3 separate regions of the Homo sapiens genome follow, and regions 1 and 2 are each linked to region 3. The links are chromatin contacts, found by Hi-C or POLR2A ChIA-PET in ENCODE. All regions are on one chromosome and are shown on one strand. Each heading gives the region's core, a stretch centred on a gene start or an enhancer-like site at or near the end of the contact. The rest is flanking DNA. Distances are from core to core; before and after follow the strand shown. Region 1 overlaps PPP4R2 (protein phosphatase 4 regulatory subunit 2). Region 2 holds the start of EBLN2 (endogenous Bornavirus like nucleoprotein 2). Region 3 overlaps GXYLT2 (glucoside xylosyltransferase 2).

Region 1 (4,528 bases), core at 761-3,260, 80 kb after region 3:
CTCACGTCTGTAATCCCAGCACTTTGGGAGGCCAAGGCGGCGAATCACCTGAAGTGTCAGGAGTTTGAGACCAGCCTGGCCAACATGGCGAAACACCGTCTCTACTAAAAATACAAAAATTAGCCAGGCATGGTGGCAGGTGCCTGTAATCCCAGCTACTTAGGAGGCTGAGGCAGGAGAATTGCTTGAACCAGGGAGGCGGAGGTTGTAGTGAGCCGAGATCGCCATTGCACTCCAGCCTGGGCGACAAGAGTGAAACTCTGTCTCCAAAAGAAAAAAGAAAATGTCAGTAGTGCCAAAATTGAAGAAGCCCTGGGATGAGGGATTGCAAAGGACCTGTTAACACATAAAACAAGTGTCTTGTGGTCAAAATCAGGTAAAAATATTCCATTTCACTAGCAATGAAGGAAATGTAAATTAAACTGTTTCTCTACTAGCATATTGACAGAATTTTTGAAAGGTTATCATACTCAAATGTAACATGTTGCTTTATATTACTGATGACACTACAAAGTATGGTACATGGTGTCTGGGGAGTTTCTGAAGGTTGAAACAAAAGTCTTGACGTATGTACTTCATACTTCGGACTCAATAATTTCACTTACAGAAATCTATCCTCAGGTGATAAATAGATGCCTACAGGGTTTATTATTAGGCTGTTAATCACATAACTACATAATTATTTTTAATTGTAATGAAGTAGATGTGACCTAATTTTTTTTTTTTTTTTTTTGGAGACAGTCTTGCTCTGTCACTCAGGCTGGAGTGCAGTGCAGTGGCATAACCTTGGCGCACTGCAACCTCTGCCTCCTGGGTTCAAGCGATTCTTCTGTCTCAGCCTGTCTGTAATTCCAGTAGCTGGAATTATAGGCGCTCACCACCATGCCTGGCTAATTTTTGTATTTTTAGTAGAGGTGGGATTTTACCATGTTGGCCGGGCTGGTCTTGAACTGCTGATCTCAGGTGATCTGCCTGCCTCAGCCCCCGAAAGTGCTTGCATTACAGGCGTGAGCCATCGCACCCAGCCCTAAATATTTTTTTAAACTGTGATTAATAAATTATGGCACAAATACGTGGTGCAGTTAAAAATCTTGCCCTCAAAGACTGTTTGTCCCATGCAAATACCCGTAGTGAGTAAGGAGGAGGGAAAAAGGAATATTAGGATGTCAAATTTGAAAAATATATTAAAATGTTACTTTAGTGATGATGGTTGACTGCAGATTATGGATACATACTTCTATGTCTTTATTATTTCTTATAATGGCTGTACTATTAATGTAATCAGAAAAAACACATTATTTAGTTTTTAAATCCTATTAACATTTTGGAGTAGTCTCAATATTTTTCAGTTTACTGACTAATCTGTCCTTTACCATATATCAGATTTTCATATATGTGTGGGTGTGCTTCTCCGCTCTCTTCTGTTCCACTGATCTATTTTAATGTTCAGTTAGTCGACAAGATGTAATATGATGTGGAATGATAATGTAAAAGAATCTCTTGTTTCGTGCCCCATTTATAGAGAGAGTAATTTGTGTTTTAAAATTAGTCCTTTTAAAAATGTCATAATTTTATGTAAGCAACTCAGTGTTTTCTTACTTTTGCAGATCTTTCACTTATTTAATTCAGTATTCAGATTAAATATACTTGTTTTGTTTGCCTCAGTCATATAATTAAGACTGAATTATTTGACATTTTAAGTCATCTGATTGAAATATCTGCCTTTTAAACATTAAGTGTATTTTAAGCCTGTCACCTTTAATGAATGATCATCTCCATTAGATTTTATTTATTCATTCTTCTCAGATTCCCGTTTGATGTTTATAAATGGTGCAGTATTTGCTATCCTTTGGAGTAGCTAATAGTAGTAGGACTCTCCTGAGCTTTGTTGTGCTCTTAGTGTTCCTCACACTTTGTGTGCAATGCAGATAGGCTGAGTAGAGAGTAATCTTAGTAGAACTGGAAATGTTAGGAACCAGTACGTTAAGGTGGTTGGCCGCTGGCCACTAAATTGTTGTAGCACCACTTGGGAAAAGAAAAGATGGATTTTCTGTCCTTAAGCCTCTGGAAAATACCTTTAGCCTTTAGAGAATTGTGAGAGAAACATGTTTGAATATGAACTTGTGAGTTCCTATGGAGAAAAAAGGTCAATGTAAAATCTAGCACCAGGATATATTTATTAGAGATATGAATTGTACTTTCCTACAGGAGAAACTGCAAAAATGGGAAAATGGAAGGGGAGAAGAAAAAGGAAGTGAAGGGAGGTGAAGCTACTTAGTTAATGGTGATTAATTTCAGTACATTATTGAGTTAATTTCAGTAAAGTAGATTTAAATTTTGAGTATGTATTTTATTGGAGGGGATTTTATGTGGAGAAATTTGTTCTGAAGTTGAAAATGTGTTTATGTCTTATGAGCATCTTTTTAGAATAATTTGATTTTCATATTGAAAGCCAAGGGTTTTTTTGTTCTCATTTCTACTCATCCAGTGAGTGTACATTCCTAAGAAATTGTTTTTGTTGCCAAGTTTTTAGTTGATTTGCGCATGGCCTGTTTTTTGTGCCTGAATATAATTTCTTTTTTTTTTTTTTTTTTTTTGAGATGGAGTCTCGCTGTGTCACCCAGGCTGGAGTGCGGTGCTGCAATCTTGGCTCACTGCAACCTCCGCCTCCTGGGTTCAAACAATTCTCCTGTCTCAGCCTCCCGAGTAGCTGGGAATACAGGTTTGTGCCACCACACCCAGCTAATTTTTGTATTTTTAGTAGAGACAGGATTTCACCATGTTGGCCAGGATGGTCTTGGTCTCTTGACCTTGTGATAAGCCCGCCTCGGCCTCCCAAAGTGCTGGGATTACATCCGTGAGCCACCGCGCCTGGCCCCTGAATTATATAACTTTTAGGGAAGCATTTTCTGTTTTTGTTTTTATCAAATAGTTGTCCTCCATCAAAAAGCTGTATCTTTCACATTTTATGAATGCCCTCCCCATATATATATGTGGAATAGTATCACTTGAATTGCATCGTATTGATCTAATTTAGAGTAACTGCTTGATTTATTTGAAAGTTAAGACTACAGTGTGTTCATAATTCATGTCAATTTATGGGGCTTAATTTCTGTCTCATGAGTTAGTGCCATAGAGTCTTTGAATCTCTTCAGAATTTCCATTACCTGGGATCCCATACCTCTTGTCTGGCTGTTCCCATTAATGTGCTTTTTTTGGACCGCAAACATGTCATGTCAGATGGTTAATGGAAAGATGAGATTAAAACACACCACAAGACTCTGTGCATATGGAAATCTGAACTCACGCTATGAATTGGTGATTATTAAAAGCACAAAAAATTATTAATTTAAGAAATGAAAAGTATAAGCGTCCTATTTCAGTATAACTTGCCCTGGTATGTTTAAGTATGAAGTGCATGTGGAGAGTCTCATAAAATTTAAAGATAAATTTTAGGAACCAAAAGCAATTGTACATTAATAAGGATTAATATTAGGCATATCAAAAATTCTGTGAAATTAAAAATTAAAAATTCTGCTTGTTAAACCTCAAATTCCCCTTTCTAAAATAGGATAGGGAAAGGTGGAAAAAACTAATCATGCAAATAGCTTTTAATTATCCTCACCATTTTTAAAAGTAATAGCATACTTTTAAAATACATAATTCACTCATTTAATAGAATGGAATTGTTGGATTACAAATCTGCATTTACCTTTCTGAGGAACTGCCCAAGTACTTTCCAAAGCAACTACACCATTTTACTTTCCCACCAGTAATGTATGACATTACCAGTTTCCCCACATCAACCCAGCACTCGTTCATTATTCATCTTTTTGATTATAGCCACCCTAGTGGGTGTGAAATGGGTGGTTTTGATTTGCATTTCTCTAATAGATAATAATGCTGAGCATCTTTTCATATGCTTATTGGCCATTTGTGTATCTTCTTTGTGGGGAAATACCTATTGAAATATACCTAATGTAAACCTTACCATTTTAACTATTTGAAGTGTACAATTTATTGCCAGTAAGTACACTCACGATGTATGTTACCATCACTATCATCCATCTGCAGAACTTTTCATTTACACAAACTTGAAACATTGTACACATTAAAGAATAAGTCCCTTCACCTTCCTCCCCACAGTTCCAGACGACTCTAAATTGACTATTCTTGATAGCTCATATAAGTGGAATCATACAATAGTCGTTCTTTTTGTGTCTGGCTTATTTCACTTTGCATAATGCCATCAAGCTTAATCCATGTCAGAATTTCTTTCAGATTAAAGACTGGATAATATTCGTGTGTGTGTGTGTGTTTATCTCTCACATTTTGCTTATCCATTCATGTGCTGTTGGCACATTTGGGTTGTTTTCACCTTTTGGGGATCTATGGAGAAATGGGATTCCTGAATCATAGGGTGGTTTCATAATTTTTGTTGTTGTTGTTGTTGTTGTTTTTGGAGCAACCAAACTGCTTTCCACAGTGACTGCATTGTTCCTACCAGCAATGCACAAGAGTTTTGGTT
Region 2 (4,058 bases), core at 1,559-4,058, 100 kb after region 3:
AGAAAGGTATGCTTATTTTATTGTCTTTTTTTAAATGACTCATCCATTTATTTCCCTATTATAGCATTTTCTTTTGTAGCTTAATACATGGGTGACTAGATACAGCTTTACCTAGCAAAAGAAATAATGTTCCTCGTTTTCTTGATTATCAGTGATCTCACACTGTAAAATTATATTTTTTTGCAGTATCCCTTTTACTATTCAGCGACTATGTGAATTGTTAACAGATCCAAGGAGAAACTATACAGGAACAGACAAATTTCTCAGAGGAGTAGAAAAGGTATTTATTTTATTATTGGAATTATATTATGCTGTGGTGTAATAGCTTTTATTTTAGAAAAGAACATTGAGTAAGATCTGTTTCGGGTACCACTTCTTGAAATATGTTTTTCAGCCTACCTTGAGTTTCCCAAATTGTTTTCCAAATTGCATTCTGTTTTACAGAGAGATTTAATAGGACCGGGTAGAGGAGGGTTTGTGTGTTGGTCATTGAAGTTTGGTGAAAGCAGCTTATTATTTCTTGGAAATTCATAGTGTATATCAACTTATTAAAGGTTCTGTGAAGTTATAATTGCTATTTTAACTTTATAGAGTGTTTTATAAACTTACACATGGAATTCATTTTCTCAATTCTGGAGTTCAAAGGTACATAACTTTGGAAACTTACTGGTGCCAAGCATGTAAATGAGGTATTGAGTAGAAAGATGCAGGTCAGATTTAGAGATAAACATTAGTGTTTGTGTGTGGAGGGGGTTGAGGGAGTGTTAGAATAAGGGAAGGGTATTCTGAATAAAGGAAATGGTGTGGGCTGGGTGTGGTGGCTCATGCCTGTAATTCCAGCACTTTGGGAGGCTGAGGTGGGTGGATCACGGTCAGGAGTTCGAGACCAGGCTGGCCAACATGGTGAAACCCTGTCTCTGCAAAAAATACAAAAACTAGCCGGGCGTGGTGGTGCACGCCTGTAATCCTAGCTACCCAGGAGGCTGAGGCAGGAGAATTGCTAGAACCTGGGAGACGGAGGTTGCAGAGAGCTGAGATGGCACCATTGCACTCCAGCCTGGGCAACAAAGTGAGACTCTGTCTCAGAAAAAAAAAAAAAAAAGGAAATGGTGTGAAGAACAAAGATTCAAGGTGTTTAAGGGAATGAAAAGTAAGAAATTGACTTGTCTTGAGTGAAAAATGAAGGAAGCCCTGTGAGAACCAAGATTGGACTAATGAGTTCTAATTTTCAGTTGATGGTTGGTCCGGAAACACTCCCCTGTTCATTTAAGGATCTGGTTCAAATCCACTTTATTTTACCCTGGGAACAGGAATCAAAAACCATTACATAGTGATTTACAGTAGTTTTTGTGGCCATACTGGATTAATATATTTTGTTGATCCTCTGTACACTCAATTGAATAATATCCCCAAAGGCCAGGAAACTGAGATGGCTCATCAGTACTTACTTTTCAGCTCCAGGAGTTGTAATAATTACATTTTGGAGATTTTCAGATAAAGTAGCAATATGTTACAGTAGTCATACCAGGTGCCCTGCCTTTAAATCAGGGTTGCAGTGTTTCATAGTTGTGTGACCTTGGGCCAGTTAGTTTTCTCCTCTGTAAAATGTGGTTAATAATAGGGCTGGGAGGGGGATTAAATGCAAAACACTTACTGTGACTCATACTAAACTTTCAGTGAACACTGAATATTAGTAAAGTTATTTTTACTGGGAAGATCATAAATATATTACAAAAAAGGTTTGAGTCTCTTTCTGTGGGATATATGATGCAACACAACAAGCCGTGGATTGGGTGTTGCTTTGTAAGGAAAATCAATTACATATGTCTTAAGTACTTCAATCTCTCAACATCTTTGTTGATTCCATCTGAGCTTAGTTACTCTACTACGTATAGTGTATGATGTTACGGGTCTAGAATAACTAGATTAGGGTAAAAAATAAGTATAGGAAAAAAAAAATTAGTGGCTGAGTAGGATATTCTCTTTTGGTCCTTTGTTATTGTTTTAGTTTTTGCTGTTTCACCAGTTTTCATTTTTAACCATTTTCCTTTACTAGCAAAATTAGAATCAATGGGAATTTAACCCACCAGAGTGATTTTAGAAACAAAAATGATGAAACTTTATGTTGTAGTACTTTTCTTCATACTAAATCACTGATTTTTGTTATTGCAGAATGTGATGGTTGTTAGCTGTGTTTATCCTTCTTCAGAGTAAGTATATTTTTTCTATTTCTAGTATATTATTTACTATATTTAATCATTTTATTGCTTCTAATATATTATTCTTAAAATAGACTGAATTTATTTAATATGTAATTAAGTGTGATAACATACTTGTGAACCTACCATTCAGTCCCCAAAGTAGAATATTACTAATAACATTATCTATATGTTTTTTCCATTAAAGAGATTTGGATTAAAGAGATTGGTGATTTACTGTAATTTTAATATTGTTGGATTTACATACTGTGGTGGCACTCATTGCCCTGAGATGCCATTCTAGATGCCTTTCCAGGGTGTCTCTAGGGCATAATTCCCATGTTTGGAATAACTACTTGATGGCTTTTCTCTTTATGATGGAAAATATTTCCAGTTGTCAAGATTTAGATATAGCAAAGTAAGAATTAAATTTGGATACAATTTCTCAACCTTGGAACTATGGACATTTTGTACCAGATAATTCTGTTGTGAGTGGGTGTCCTGGGGATTATAAGAGGTTTAGCACTGTCCTTGACCTCTACCCACTTATGCCAGTAGTGTTCCCCTCTCCAAATATCTTTAGACATTGCCAAATGTCTCTTGGAGATGTGAAAGGCAGGGAGGGGAGGTTGTCCCCTGCTGAGAACCATTGGTTTAAGGTTAATCTGGCTCTGCTTTCATAGACTACTCTGTTACCCAGGCTGGAGTGCGGTGATGAGTGATCATAGCTCACTGCAGCCTTAAACTCTAGTGATCCTCCCGCCTTGGCCTTCCAAAGTGCTGAGATTACAGATGTGAACCACCACACCCAGCCCAGTCAATTTGTTTTTAGAATGTTCCCAAGAATATAGTTATGTTGCTAAATAAGATACTAAAATAATCCCATACTATATTTCTTGACAGAAAAACTATTAAAATGTATACATGATAAAAATTTCTTTTATGAAGCAAAATATGTTTTGTTTTGCTCATGAACGTGAGGTATTTTGGAAAAATGGTAAAGAAGTGCAGAGTCAAGTCATAGCGACTAATAATGGGTTATTTTCTTAAATTGTATGCTTATGTTAATTCTCACAGTCTTTTTGTTTGGGTCTGTGACAGATCTTACAAAAGATCTTTTAGACCTATGATTCTTAACAAAATTAAAGAATTAAGTCGGAACCAATTTTCCACAATGTCTCATCTAAGAAAGGACTCACAGCCCAGCAGCCCAGGAGATGACGCAATGGACAGGAGTGGGCTCCCTGACCTTCAAGGAAGATTTGAGCTATCTGGGAAAAACAGACAGTATCCACTGGATGCATTGGAACCCCAACCCAGCATTGGGGATATTAAGGACATTAAAAAAGCAGCCAAGTCTATGCTAGACCCAGCACATAAATCTCATTTCCACCCTGTGACCCCAAGTTTAGTATTCTTGTGTTTCATATTTGATGGGTTACACCAGGCATTACTGAGTGTTGGTGTGAGCAAGAGGTCTAATACTGTGGTTGGGAATGAGAACGAGGAAAGGGGTACTCCTTATGCTAGCAGATTCAAAGATATGCCTAACTTTATTGCCCTTGAGAAGTCATCAGTTCTCCGCCACTGCTGTGACCTTTTGATAGGCATTGCGGCTGGATCAAGTGATAAGATTTGCACCAGCAGTCTCCAAGTTCAGAGACGATTCAAGGCAATGATGGCATCTATTGGAAGACTTTCACATGGTGAGAGTGCTGATCTGCTAATCAGCTGCAATGCAGAATCAGCCATAGGTTGGATCAGCTCAAGACCATGGGTTGGAGAATTAATGTTCACACTTCTATTTGGAGACTTTGAATCCCCTCTACACAAGCTACGCAAGTCAAGTTAGTTGCCAAG
Region 3 (4,357 bases), core at 1,695-4,194:
TATTGTGTACCTTTTTAAAAAAAATTCTGGAATAAAACTCAATTTCATATGTCTTTGGATCAAAAAGGATCAAATCCTCGAAAAGAAAAAAAAGCAGGTTGATACAGAGTTTCTTGGAAAGATTCCCAATACCAATTTAGTAGAGGAAAGGGGAATGTCTTAGCTGTTCACTTGTGGCTTTTTTTTTTTTTTTTTTTTGGGACAGAGTCTGGCTCTGTCGCCCAGGCTGGAGTGCAGTGACACAATCTCAGCTCACTGCAATCTCTGCCTCCTGGGTTCCGGTAATTCTTCTGCCTCAGCCTCCCAAGTAGCGGAGATTACAGGAGTGTGCCACTATGCCTGGCTGATTTTTGTATTTTTAGTAGAGATGGGGTTTCCCCATGTTGGCCAGGCTGGTCTCGAGCTCCTGACCTCAGGTGATCTGCCCACCTCCTCCTCCCAAAGTGCTGGGATTGTAGGCATCAGCCACGGTGCCCAGGTATTTTTTTTTCTTTTTTTTTTTTCTTAATGAGATGAAGTTTCACTCTGTCTTGCAGGCTGGTGTGCAGTGGTGCAATTATGGCTCACTGTAGCCTTGACCTCCTGGGCTCAAGTGATCCTCCCACCTCAGCCTCCCAAGTAGCTGGGACTATAGGTGTGCATCACCACACCCAGCTTTTTTTTTTTTTTTTTTTTTTTTTTTTTGAGAGGGAGTCTTGCTCTGTCACCTAGGCTGGAGTGCAGTGGCATGATCTCGGCTCACTGTAACTTCTGCCTCCCAGGTTTGAGCAATTCTTCTGCCTCAGCCTCCCGAGTAGCTGGGATTACAGGCACCCAACACCACACCCAACTAATTTTTGTATATTTAGTAGAGACAGTATTTCACCATGTTGGCCAGGCTGGTCTCAAACTCCTGACCTCATGTGATCCACCTGCCTCGGCCTCCCAAAGTGTTGGGATTACAGGCATCAGCCACTGTACCCAGCCAAATTTTTTTAATTTTTTATAGAGATTGGGGGGCAGTCTCATTATGTTGCCCAAGGTCATCTGGAACTCCTGGGCTCAAGCGATCTTCCGGCCTCGGCCTCCCAAAGTGCTGGGATTTCAGGCATGAGTAACCAGGCCCAGCCTCTTAGTTCATGCCTTAATCCATTTCACTGTGACAGTAGGTCTGCATCTCTTCCTTTTTCTTCTTAGGTAGGTTTCATCTTTTTTTTTTCTTGAGATGGAATCTGGCTCTGTCACCCAGGCTGGAGTGCAATGGCACCATCTCGTCTGACTGCAATCTCTGCCCCCCAGGTTCAAGCAATTCTCCTATCTCAGCCTCCCAAGTAGCTGGGACTACAGGCATGCACCATCACCCCTGGCTAATTTTTGTGCTTTTAGTAGAGACAGGGTTTCGCCATGTTGGCCAGGCTGGTCTCGAACTCCTGACCTCAGGTGATCCACCCTCCTTGGCCTCCTAAAATGCTGGGATTACAGGCATGAGCCACCATGACCGGTTTTGTGTTTGTTTGTTTGTTTGTTTGTTTTGAGACGGAATCTCACTCTGTCACCCAGGCTGGAGTGTGGTGGCACGATCTCGGCTCACTGCAACCTCTGCCTCCTGGGTTCAAGCGATTCTTCTGCCTCAGCCTCCCGAGCAGCTGGGATTACAGGCACCTGCCACCACACCCAGCTAATTTTTGTAATTTTTGTATTATAGGCATCCGCCACCATGCCCAGGTAATTTTTTGATCCTCCTGGTGGATCACTTGAGGGATTATAGGCGTGAGCCACCACACCCGGCCCTTTTCTTTAAATACTGCATTTTCCTCTTTGTCATGTGGCCAAAACGATCTAATTTAAGTCTCCCTGTCCATATTCCCAAATTGAGGAATCCAAAAGATTCACACAGTTGCCTCCCCAGTTCCTCTTAGCCTGTTGCTGATTATTTGAGGATGTGATTAGTGAGTAAATAAATAATACCCGAAGGCAGTCGTAAGCAGCTTTGCAATTAAACAGGAGTCCCTTGTCTTTAACTGGGGCTGAAACCAGAGGAGTTTAATTGCTTCTTCACTCTCCATCTGAGATCCATTGAGTAAAACAGGATATTGGAAAATAATCGTGACGTTGTTCTAAATCCTGGTTCTGCACAGTATCAAGTAAATAACCAAGTTTTCTGGTTTTAGATGAGTGATTGTTAGGTTAACTCCCTGACTGTCCTTCGTACAGCCTGCATTTGATCTTCCTATTTCATACTTTACCCAGGTACTTGATTAAACATGGGATCTTTGAACTGAGATCCAGCAATATCTATCACATTGTAAGGTTTCTCTTCATGTATATTGATTGCAGAGTACTTTCCACAAACCAGAACAAACTGTATTTGAAAAAAAGATTTGTCACCTTTATCCCTGGAAAGGAGAGAGGGAGACAGTATTGGCCACGGCACAGCAGATAAACATGTTTATTGTTATGGTTCTTCAGGTTGCCATGGGTGAACCAATGCACATAAAACCTGTAGCACACATCAGGAAATGTTGTCATTATTATAGTGTCTTGTATCTGATAACACCGCTTTTTAAAATGTGTTTAAAAGTCATTAGCTAGAAAGTGTTTTAAAACTCTTGCTATAATTAGATAGTAAATGCCTGTGGGTGCATAATTGCAGTGCTGGGTAATAGACTGACTTGAGATAGCTGAAACGCGTGGGGGCTTTCAGGACAGTTCACAGGACATTTCCTGGCAGGTGAGCCAACGCAGCTTCATCAAGGGGTGGAAAACTGAGTTCACACTCTTAAAGGTGAGTCTGAGTCAAGAGCAGAGTTCTATAGAAGGGATAAATCTGACAGGAACCAAAAGAGAATTCTATATAGGAAGATGTGTTTAGATGAATGCACTTAGGTTTCAGGGAACACAGCTCCACTCAGGCCAGCTAAGTGAGGGCAGATACTGTAAGAGGCCAGGGGCAGTCTCATGATCACACGAGTCAAATCAAGCCAGGCTTCATGAGAACTGGCCTTGGGAAGTTGCCAAGGACCAAAGTAGTTTCTTCATCTCTCAGAGGCCTCATGGTTTCTGTGATCTTTGCTTCTCTCCGTGCCAGTCTGATTCTATTCTGTCTCTCAGACCACATTCTCTGTTTGCCCATGGCCCAACCTGATTGTCAACCCCAAGTGAATACATTTTCACAAGTCCACAATCAATGATGATGGATCTCCTCTGTTTCCTAATTTGAATTCTTAGCAAAAAAAAAAAAAAAAGAGAGAGAGAGAGACTGGCCCAGCCCAGCTGCGACTGAATTCTCTTTAATTTGGGAGACCACCCTTGATCAGGCTCTAGAAGGGCAAAGTCATGAGGCATTTTCCTCTCTCAAACGTGACCACATAGGTCTGCTCCTTCTACAAGGGCAATTTCTAGAAAACTGAGATGTGGGTAGGGAAGAAAATGAAACCAGCCAAGTATAAGTGATAAGGCAGGGCATCAGGCTAGCGTAGAGGCAGAATTCTGCCTGAGGGAAGAGAGAAGAGCTGAAATGCCCATGGAGTACACGTAGATTGTGAGTCAAGTGTGTGATACTAGGGAGGCAGGAGGAGTTCATGGGAACCTCAAGGAGCAGGACTCACTCACATGGGACAAGTCTCTTCAATGGCTCCAGGAGGGCCTTATTCTCATCCTGCCTGGGGTCACTGGAGCCCTGCCCTTGAGCGTGCAACCACACTGTATATTCACCACACCAAAGCACCCAGCAACAGGCAGTTATGAGTGCTGCATTGTGGGATTGACAAGCCCAGTTATTTCATATTGGGACTGTTCTAGGAAACTGGTAACAAATCACTGTTTCAGGAGTCTAGGAAGTTCATGAGCCCTGATGTAAAACGCAAGAGAAAAGGATAAAAATTGTATGGTCTGTGTGAGAAGGGGTTGTGTCAACTTTGTGTCTTTCACAGTGCAAGGCTCAGTGCTTTAAATGGAGTTGGTGTTCAGAAGTGTTGTTTGGTTGAATGAATGGAATTAAGAGAAGGGAGTGAAGGGGAAAAGTATTAATAAATGGAAGAGAAAGAGCCACAGCAAGGAAAATGAGAGAAAAGAGAAGTTCAGGAGAGAAAGGAGATAGAAAGCTGGAGAAAGGGAAAAGATGCATTTGGTGAAAGGAGGTATAAGTTGCATTTCATTCATTCATTCAGCACTAGTTTTTGAGCACTATGTGCCAGCCACAGGGCTAGGTCCCAGGAATATGGCAACAGATGAGTTAAACAAAGTTACTGGTTTCATGAAGCCTACCTTTTGTTGGAGGAGGTAGAAGGTAGACTCCTAAAGAATAACTAGTTGTTCAAAATCACAAATTGTGATAAATGAGATGGAGGAAACAAATGAGGGGTTGAGAGAGAGACCC

The links. Hi-C counts contacts between places; a loop is a spot of excess contacts on that map. ChIA-PET counts read pairs that join two places held with the same protein, here RNA polymerase II (POLR2A). Pooled maps may share reads with other maps.
Region 1: a loop to region 3 is called in a map of Right ventricle myocardium inferior, with 3 times the contacts of the local background. The contact joins two enhancer-like sites. A Hi-C loop is called at or near these places in 2 of 168 maps with a recorded cell type or tissue (Right ventricle myocardium inferior and heart right ventricle) and 9 of 50 pooled maps. POLR2A ChIA-PET finds 5 or more read pairs at or near these places in 4 of 52 experiments (GM12878, activated CD8-positive, alpha-beta memory T cell and activated T-cell).
Region 2: a loop to region 3 is called in a map of Right ventricle myocardium inferior, with 12 times the contacts of the local background. The contact joins the promoter of EBLN2 here to the enhancer-like site in region 3. A Hi-C loop is called at or near these places in 4 of 168 maps with a recorded cell type or tissue (Right ventricle myocardium inferior, heart left ventricle, left ventricle myocardium inferior and 1 more), 1 of 37 single-sample maps with no recorded cell type and 9 of 50 pooled maps. POLR2A ChIA-PET finds 5 or more read pairs at or near these places in 4 of 52 experiments (GM12878, MCF 10A, T-cell and 1 more).

Annotation. Positions count from the first base shown.
Region 1 is chr3:73,039,786-73,044,313 of GRCh38, forward strand. The region is part of intron 2 of PPP4R2 (protein phosphatase 4 regulatory subunit 2); the gene reads left to right. Among named protein-coding and RNA genes, the nearest start is that of EBLN2, 20 kb to the right of the region's middle. Within about 2 kb of position 2,011, at least 2 of the 41 ENCODE cell types and tissues checked have a DNase peak (open chromatin) inside an H3K27ac peak, as active enhancers do.
Region 2 is chr3:73,058,851-73,062,908 of GRCh38, forward strand. EBLN2 (endogenous Bornavirus like nucleoprotein 2) reads left to right here and starts at 2,809. Exons shown (of 1, transcript NM_018029.4): 1 at 2,809-4,058. The coding sequence starts at 3,232. The coding sequence ends at 4,050. PPP4R2 (protein phosphatase 4 regulatory subunit 2) reads left to right here. Exons shown (of 9, transcript NM_174907.4): 4 at 187-280; 5 at 2,173-2,210.
Region 3 is chr3:72,958,452-72,962,808 of GRCh38, forward strand. All of the region lies in intron 5 of GXYLT2 (glucoside xylosyltransferase 2), which reads left to right. Among named protein-coding and RNA genes, the nearest start is that of PPP4R2, 36 kb to the right of the region's middle. Within about 2 kb of position 2,945, at least 10 of the 41 ENCODE cell types and tissues checked have a DNase peak (open chromatin) inside an H3K27ac peak, as active enhancers do; they include left ventricle myocardium inferior, where a contact is called at or near this core.